3 separate regions of the Mus musculus genome follow, and all the other regions are linked to region 1. A link is a contact called in ENCODE POLR2A ChIA-PET data. All regions are on one chromosome and are shown on one strand. Each heading gives the region's core, a stretch centred on a gene start or an enhancer-like site at or near the end of the contact. The rest is flanking DNA. Distances are from core to core; before and after follow the strand shown.

Evidence for each region. ChIA-PET counts read pairs that join two places held with the same protein, here RNA polymerase II (POLR2A).
Region 2: POLR2A ChIA-PET joins it to region 1 with 10 read pairs in embryonic stem cell. The contact joins the promoter of G6bos here to the promoter of Ddx39b in region 1. POLR2A ChIA-PET finds 5 or more read pairs at or near these places in 4 of 5 experiments (Patski and embryonic stem cell).
Region 3: POLR2A ChIA-PET joins it to region 1 with 12 read pairs in Patski. The contact joins the promoter of Abhd16a here to the promoter of Ddx39b in region 1. POLR2A ChIA-PET finds 5 or more read pairs at or near these places in 2 of 5 experiments (Patski and embryonic stem cell).

What each region holds. Positions count from the first base shown.
Region 1 is chr17:35,240,380-35,243,240 of GRCm38, reverse strand. It overlaps Ddx39b (DEAD box helicase 39b), which reads right to left and starts at 1,495. Exons shown (of 11, transcript NM_019693.3): 1 at 1,389-1,495; 2 at 1-128. The coding sequence starts at 1. LOC115488830 (a small nucleolar RNA gene) reads right to left here and starts at 563; the gene lies at 487-563.
Region 2 is chr17:35,062,929-35,065,789 of GRCm38, reverse strand. G6bos (G6b opposite strand) reads right to left here and starts at 1,353. Exons shown (of 1, transcript NR_001462.1): 1 at 194-1,353. Mpig6b (megakaryocyte and platelet inhibitory receptor G6b) reads left to right here. Exons shown (of 6, transcript NM_001191012.1): 2 at 1-227; 3 at 381-471; 4 at 834-886; 5 at 1,028-1,104; 6 at 1,354-2,861. The coding sequence ends at 1,458.
Region 3 is chr17:35,087,910-35,090,770 of GRCm38, reverse strand. Abhd16a (abhydrolase domain containing 16A) reads right to left here and starts at 1,480. Exons shown (of 20, transcript NM_178592.3): 1 at 1,315-1,480; 2 at 346-402. The coding sequence starts at 1,446.

The DNA of each region.
Region 1 (2,861 bases), core at 246-2,745:
TAATTGGGCCGGCAGGGGGAGAAGGGAGGTCTCTTGAGTTAGGTGTCCCAGAGCAGGTGAGGAAGCAAGGGCCAAAGAGAGGGGTTGAAGAACAGCAAGGGGAAAGACACCAGTTTCCGACAGAAGAGCTGGGAGAGGGGACAACAAAAAAACCGGAAAAACTCATCAGTCACGAATGGACTCGTCACTTCTCGTCGATCCCTACACCCGTCCTATTCTTCCCTAAACTGTGAAACCTTTGTCCCGAAAGAAGAGTTAACAAAGAGACTCATGACATAAGAAACGGGAACACCAGACGGGAGAGACAGAGTGGGCTCCACCGCTAACCAGACTTTGTAACACACACTTCGACAGGCAGGAGCCAACTGGGAGACCGCAGTAAAATGAGCGTGACTAACGACTCACACGAGGGTTGAGACACAAAGGACAAGGGAAGACAGAGACTGCGCTTTCTCCTGCCACCTCACGGTGGTGATCCCCAACGTCAGCCATCAGTCAAGGGTGATAGATAAGGGTCAGCACTGCGCAGAGCGCTCACTTCCCAAATGCAAACATCATGTGGCTGCCGCTATTCTCTTGCTCAGAAACCCCCGAGTGGCCGTCCCAGCGGCGCACACCTGGACCGGGGAACAGAAGCAGGAAGGAGGGTGGTGCGGGGCGGAGGGTGGGAAGTGTATGAATGGCTCCATTTCAAGAAAAAAAAAATTTTTTTGTTTTGAAAAAGATGGGTGTGTGCAGTTCAATGGCAGTGCTTGCTTAGTAACGCGAGAGGCCGCAAGGTTCGGCTCAGCGCTGCCAAAGTTAATTTTAAAAGTCGCACTAAGGAATTAAGGTCACAGCTGAGAACGATGCAGGATTAAGAGTGTGAGCCGGGTGGCCTTAGAAAGGAACGCCTTGCAGTGCTCTCGGAAAAGCTTCCCCAGAAGTGCGCGACACCATCGGCCACGCACAGAGGCAGCCATTCACAGAGAGCTCCAAATAAGGCAGCGAAAGCGGGGTCAAAGGGCTGGACGGGCCCCGGAGCGAGATCTTCCCATCCCTGGGCGAGCAAGAAAAGGCCCGGAGGGGAGATGCGAGGGGCCCCGCCCTCCTCCTGGCGCCGCCTCCGGCCGCCGCGGCCCCGGGTGGGCAGAGGACCCACTGGAACACCCAGGAAGCGCGGAGACACAATGGCGGCCGAGGCCACCATTTTGGATCGTTCCCCCCTTGTCTCCCAGCTCCCCGCCAAGATCTGCTCTCAGAAAGGGGTGAAGACAACAGAACTGGACGCCCGCCTGCGCGCCGGCGGCCACGGCGCCGGCCCGGCACCGGGTATCAGGGACCCGCGCGGCGGGGCGAGCCGCGGGAGAAGCAGATGGCGGTGGATGGTGCACAGGGCCAAAGCTTACCTAAGCACTGCGAGCGTGTATGGCGGCAGCAACGGGGACGGAGGCGGGAAGCTGCCTTCACTTCCGGTTCCAGGCTCGCCCCGGCCTCCCGCCTTCCCGGCCGCCAGGGCGCACGCGCAAGGAGCCGGAAGCAGGCTTTCGCCGCGCGCGCTCCGCGGCTGGCTTTGCAGAACGCCCACTTGAAATGAAGCTTCAGACGACGCCTCCTCCGGTCGCCAGTAGCAAGAGCGCGACAGGAAACTCACGTCTTCCCCCGCAGAGCTCTCCATTTTGTTCTTCTACGCTTATGCAACACCCTCCGACGGTCGGCTCTACTTTAGTTTTGTTTGCCACGCCAGGCTTCTCCCTGGGCACCTCTCTGTGGGCATGGAGGACTCCGCGATCGAATGAGAAGCGTTTCTCACGGGGTCCTTAGCCTCGTAGTCAAGGTGACCCGAGAGCGGCTAACTCGGGCCTCTGCTGGAGGGGAGGGGGACACGTGACCACGCCCATTACAGTCGTGCAGAGAATAGGCAGGATTTACCCAAAATTATATCGAAAGATGGAGGCTTACATTCTGTCTAGGTGCTAAATAAATGGTGGGGTTTGAGGTTATGCACCTTTCCATAATTCTTGCTAACTAGAGCAGCAGAATAATCTCAGTTCCATTATTCAGCCTGGACATCCCCCTCCCCCCATGTGGTATTCCCTTTGAGATGTTACATATAGCAGAAGTGTTGTCCTGTTGCCTTGCTACATAAACACAAGCTCGGGCTTTCCCTATTAAGGACACTTAATATTAATACAAAGTAACACTAAGTATCAGTGTTGCCAACCAGCTGGCTGTGTCCTGCTCAACGCATAAGCTCTCTGGGCTGGGGCTTGGTAGCTTTTGATCCCTCCGCATTTGGCAGCCCTAAGCAGCAGGCCGGCGGGTTTTGTATAAATCAGAGAGGAGTGGGAATTCCTCGGCCCTGGTAACTTATTACGAACTGTAGCTCCAGAAAGTGCGGTACCTGGGCCTTTAGCTTTGAAGCGTTTCCAGGAACTCTCCTAGTGACCTAGTTGGCGGGCTCTTAGCCACTGTCTTCCTGTTACTGGACCTAATGTGACATTGTGGAGGGTAGCATAGTAAGGTTTGTCCCAGCTGACCCAAGTGAGCCAAACTTTCTGCTTTACAGCCAGCAAAGGGTGTTTGCACCAAACACAGCAAACAGCAAACTCGTGCAAATGAAGACTTGTGTTTGCACCAATCATAATATTGTCCCTTTGGCATCAGTGATAACACATCTTCCTGCTACTGGACTATGGGAAGTTCCACCCTCCACTGGGGGAGGAGAGAGAGGACAGAAACAATCCTGGCTGAGCCATTAGCTGTGTGGTTTCCTCAAAGACTTTATAGAAGATTCAAAATGGCCATGCTGACAGTCCTCGTTAAGGTAGCCAGGGCAGGAAGGGATTGTCTTAACAGCTGGCTGTGATTTTAACAATGCT
Region 2 (2,861 bases), core at 104-2,603, 180 kb after region 1:
GCGCCGTCCGATCTTGTGGGCCTCGACGAGAGGGACCCCAACTGTGCTCCAGCATTTCTCTGGCCGCCTGCGTTCCCTGGACAATGGTATCAAGCGGCTAGAGCTGCTGCTGAGCGCCGGGGATTCTGGAACCTTTTTCTGCAAAGGACGCCACGAGAATGAGAGTCGCACAGTGCTTCAAGTGTTAGGGGACAAGGCAGGTTGCCGGCCTGCAGGATCTACCCACGGTAGGTCGAGGCCCAGATGCACAGGGGCACTTAATTTGGACACACACGCGGGACAAAAAGCGGGGCGGAATCTTACAGAGCGGTAAAGTTAGTAGAACCCTATTGTCTGTACCCCTGACCACGGCATCTCTCCCTGCCTCGCGGTCTCCCTAGGGTACGAGTATCCCAAGGTCCTGATTCCGCTCCTGGGCGTTGGGCTTGTGCTGGGACTGGGAGTCGCGGGCGTGGTCTGGCGGCGGCGCAGGTGAGCACTGGAGGCGGAGCCTGGCTTGAAACAGGGTGTGACCAGTCAGGGCGTGGGGAAAGAGGTGGGGCAGAGCCCTAACCTTTACAAAGAAAAAGAAGTGTCTGGAGGCCTGGCGTTTGTTAAAAGAATGTGAGAGGTCAGCCCTTGGGTGCTAGGCTACAGGCTGGAGTAGGGAACCGAGGCTGCAGAAACCAAACTGAAAGGTCAGAAAGCCCAGAGAGTGGGCGGGACCTGGTTCCAGAGGAGCCTAAGTTGTTTTGCTGGTCGGAGACTGCAGTTTGCACAGTTCTTATTGGCGCCGCCTGCGGCCGAGGAACCAGTAAGACGAGATTGGTGACTCTTCAAGGACTTCCTTACAGACTCTCGCCTCCGCCCCCACCCCCGCCCCCGCCTGGACCACTACCCACATTTGGTGAGATTAACTGCACTCAATTTCCCTATCCTACCCGCACAATCCCTAACCCTGAGTTCTTGAGTCTGAGTCCTTGCGAGGAGCAGACAAAGTTGGTCATTTTCTCTTCACCCTTCAGTTCTGTCCCTCCCTCCCACATAGCTCCAGTCATAAATGCTGAGCCACAGAGGCCTTTAGAACAGGAGTCCAAGATCTCAGGCCACCTGGACCAGGAGCCGGTAAGGGCCTGGGGATGGGAAAAAGGCCAGAATCCCGGAGGAAAGAGGGCCAAGAAAGCAGCCTAGCTAGGTTGCTGTGGAGCAGCAGTGTAATCCCAGCACTCTGGAGGTTTAAGCAGGAAGATGAAAGCCAGGCTTTGCTACATAGTCGCCTTTACCCACAGTGGGGAAAAGAAAAAAAGCTTTGATTCCAAGCTAAGGGGTCAGATTGATGAGACCATACTACCGTCCTCTCTCTACCTCCTCCAGAGCCTGCACTACGCTGATCTGGACCACTCTGTCCTCGGGAGGCACCGCCGGATGTCCACAGTGGTTTCTGGTGATGCCTCCACTGTCTATGCGGTTGTAGTATAAAGGGAAGCCCTTGTTCTGCCAACCCTTTCTATCTGGGGCTCCCCTGTATAACCTCAGCTAGAAGGGGCAGGCACCATGGACAGAGGCACTGATAGAGGCGACTGACTACCTGGTTTGCGTTCTGCCAATGGTCAACTTTTTTTCTGTCACTTCCATCTTCTGTAACATCTTTCCTTCTCCACTGCTGCCCTCTCTAAAGATGATCAAGCTGCCTGTTAAGCTTTTTCTTCGCGCCCCCCCCCAAGACTGGGATTTCTCTGTATAGCCTTGGCTGTCTTGGAACTCCGTAGACCATAGACCAAGCTGGCCTTGAACTCAGAGAATTCATCTGCTTCTGCCTCCCAACTTCTGAGTTTAAAGGCACTGCCTGGCCCAATGAAGCATTTCAAACTTTAGACATAGACCTGCCTCGTTACCGGTCTGACTGCACTCCCCCTGCTCATTGGCTGCTGCTGCTGCTCATCCACTGAAAGGTTGCCAGTGATGTCCTACCACCAGATAACATTCACCCCTGTTTAAACCAGGGTTTACTTTGTTGCTATTGTCTTTGTAGTAGCACTGTTCTGCTCATCTCTTTGTTTCTCCTCCGTACTCTTCTAGGAAGCTGGCCAATCAATCTTCAGCCCCCAAATGATACACAGTAGTCCTTCCAAGCCAGATCTCAGACCTAGTTCACTCTGTCCAGATGGCCTCAGGCATTTTGCCCAAGGCTTGTCAAACCTGACTCAGTCATTTCTTAAGCCATCCCCTGGGTCCTCCTCTGAAAGCTCTTGAAGAACCCAAGTTGTCCAAGCCAGAAACTGGGGTCAGAGTACACCATCTCCTCTCCCACACAAGGACTTATCAGGACCCTAACCCGCCGCTTCCACTCCTTTTAAAGACAGGCTCTCTTATGGCTGAGGCTGACTTTGAAATCTCCCTCTCCTTATGTCTACCTTCAGTGTTTGGATAAAAGTGATTGCAAGCATGCACCACCAACCACACAAGGCCTTGTCTGTAGCAGGTCACTGTCCTCTGTACCTTTCTCCATGTCCAATGCTGCCACCAGAATGTACTGTCATCATTTGCTTCATGATGACCCACAGACCCCTCTGATCCTCGTGCCCTGCTCTTCCTACTCAAAGCCAGCAAGATTCCCAGGATCAACCACTGGTTCTTTCCCAAGGTTTCAGCTCTGGGGCTGTGAGCGTGGGCTCTGTGTTCAGGCTCCAGCACTGGGCCCCTTTTTAGGCCTATCCATCATTTTCTGTGTGCACACGCCCTCAGAGAGTTTCTCCACAATGTTCTCCCTACAATACTCGTTGGCTCTTTGAAATAAATTCTGTTTTCTGGATTCCTTTTTCCTCTTCCTCCCTTCCCACCTGGATAATTGCCCCCCAGGATTTCATTCAAATGTAGCTTTT
Region 3 (2,861 bases), core at 231-2,730, 150 kb after region 1:
AGAGATGTGAGAACATCACCATAGGAACTCTGCCAGGGAGAACAGCTGTCTCTGCAGCCACAGAAGTTAGTTGCCAGGGAGGATAGGTCACTAGGGACTGCAAGACTCAGAGACCTGCAGCCGATCCCAAAGGTAAATTTGTTATCCTTAGGGCTCAAACTGCTCTGGAAAAAGCTTATGGTACACAAAGGGGACTTCCTAAGGGAGAATGCCAACGGTAGGCACTTGGGATACGCTGGTCCTCTGTGCAAGCTCTGCTGTACAGGGCCCAGAGCACCCCTCACCTCCTGGGGTGTTGCCTTCTCCAGGGCTGGGTTTGACTGGCAGATGCTGGGACTGACTTACCAGTGCCAGGATGCTGTCTGCATGTTTCTCCAGGGCCCGAGGCTGATAATACGTATCCTGCCAAAACAGATGGCCTGTTAAGGACCTTGCCAGCTGACAGGCCCTTCCTCCCTTCCAGAAGCCCTAACCTGTGTCACCTGGTTCTAGCCTCTGTGGCCATTTCTCCTGGGATACTCCTGTTTCTGCTGAAGCTTCAACTCCCCCCCCCTGACATTTCACCCCTCACCCTGAAAGCAATCACGGGGTGCTAGGCTTGGAAGCAAAAGTGAAAGCAGCATTTGGAAAACCGGTCCTTTTTTTCCCCTGAAACTCCATACAGATATGATTGTGTCACTATGGGGAGAGGAGTAAAATTGAAAATGAGAGACTCCATGACAATTCTAAGAGGGAAGGAATAGCATTTGATGTAAGTCGATTCCGGGAAAAATGTCGCTAAGTGTGGGCACTTCGGAAAGCCTCCTAAACATAATTTGCAACCAATAAAAACAAAAACATTTTGGAGAGCAAACTACCACCCTGAATGCAAGACCCTGGTTTTCAGGCTAGGTTTGGGGGCACAAGGCGCACAAGTAAATACATGACATGAAGTCATTTTTGAAACTGAAAAGTCAGGTTAAAGAGAAAGTCAACAGATCCTGGGAGAAATTGGGAGTAGGTGGGCAAAAGCCAGTGCGCGCAGGGGACTCCAAACTCAACTGGGACCAGCCATTCGGGGGACGCGGAGGGGGAAAAAAAAAAGCAAGCGTGGTGGTGGGTGTGAGGAAGAGTTCCTCCAAAGCCGTAAAGAGAGGCGGCGGCTGGGCCCTGCGTGACTGGGAGGGGGCCGGGAAGCGCCCGCAGGCGGACTGCGTGCGCGACCGCCACTTGACAAGCGGGCTCCCCCGTTTCCCACAGTGGGCGCGCCGGGCGAGCGCAGCGCAGCGCGGTCTGGACCATACCATGCTCTCCGCCGGGGGGAACCCGACTCACCCAGGAGCTGGACGAGGCGGCGGGGACGGCAGTGGGAGTCTCGGGGACGCTGGACGCGGCCCGGTCCGTGTCCCTCTCCCGGTAGATCTTGTAGAGCCGGGGGCCGAGGACGCAGCTCAGGAGCTTCGCCATAGCCCCGGCTCGGGCCGCTGTCCCTCGGCCTCAGGTCCCCGCCGGCCCCGCCCGTAGTCTCCTGGGCGCTGCGTGCGTGCCTGTGTGCGTGCGTGACGTCAGCACGTATCCGCTCGCCCCGTGGCAGGGTCCAGCCTGACGTTCTCGCCACGAGAGGAGTGTTCAGCGCAGTGGGCGACGGTCTACAGTTAGTTAGAGCTGTTCTGAATAGAGAAACTTAAGAAAATGAATGCCCCAGGTGGTTACTTTTTTTTTTTTAAAGATTTCTTTATTTATTATGTGAGTACACTGTTACTGTCTAGAGACACACCAGAAGAGGGCATCAGATCTCATTACAGATGGTTGTGAACCACCATGTGGTTGCTGGGATTTGAACTCATGATCTTCGGAAGCGCAGTCAATGCTCTTAACCGCTGAGCATTTCTCCAGCCCCCACATTTTTTTTTTGGTTTTTCGAGACAGGGTTTCTCTGTGTAGCCCTGGCTGTCCTGGAACTCACTCTGTAGACCAGGCTGGCCTCGAACTCAGAAATCTACCTGCCTCTGCCTCCCCAGTGCTGGGATTAAAGGCGTGCACTACCACGCCTGGCTTCACTTTTTTTTTTTTTTTAAACCCTATCCCTTAATGTCAGCATGTTCTGGAACGATCACTGGGTGAGAGTAGGAGCATTTGACAAGAACTTCAAGAAAAGAGGCTAGTGTCTGGATTTGTAGCTCAAGTATAGAAAACTTTGCTTAACATGCTGAAAGCCCTGGGTTACACACACACACACACACACACACACACACACAGATCTAGGGATGTATCCATTAGAAGAAATAGCAGGATTCTTCTGAAGAATTCTATTTAAATTTTTTTTTATTTTATGTATATGAATACACTGTAGCTGTTTTCAGACACACCAGAAGAGGGCGTCTGATCTCATTACAGATGGTTGTGAGCCACCATGTGGTTGCTGCTGGGACTTGAACTTAGGATCTCTGGAAGAGCAGTCAGTGCTCTTAACCACTGAGCCATCTCTCTAACCCAAGAATCTTTTTTTTTTTTTTTTAAGTTTTTGAAAGAAGTAATCTGCCCGATGTAGTGCCACATGCTTTTAATCCCAGCACTTGAGAGACAGAGAGAGATGGGTGTGTTGACAGATTGGCCTCTTGAGTTCCAGGCCACCCTAGTCTACGTATGTAGTGAGTTCCAGGCCACTCAGGGCTATATAGAGAAACCTTGTTCAAAGTGCTAGGATTGGTGGTAAAGGGCTCTGGCTGCTTTTCGAGATGTCCTACATACAATTCTCAGCAACCACATGGTGGCTTACGATCTGATCCCCTCTTCTGGCATGCAGATATACAAGCAGATGGAGTACTTATATATGTAGAAATAAATCTTAAAGTGCTAGGAGTAAAGGCATGCATCACTAC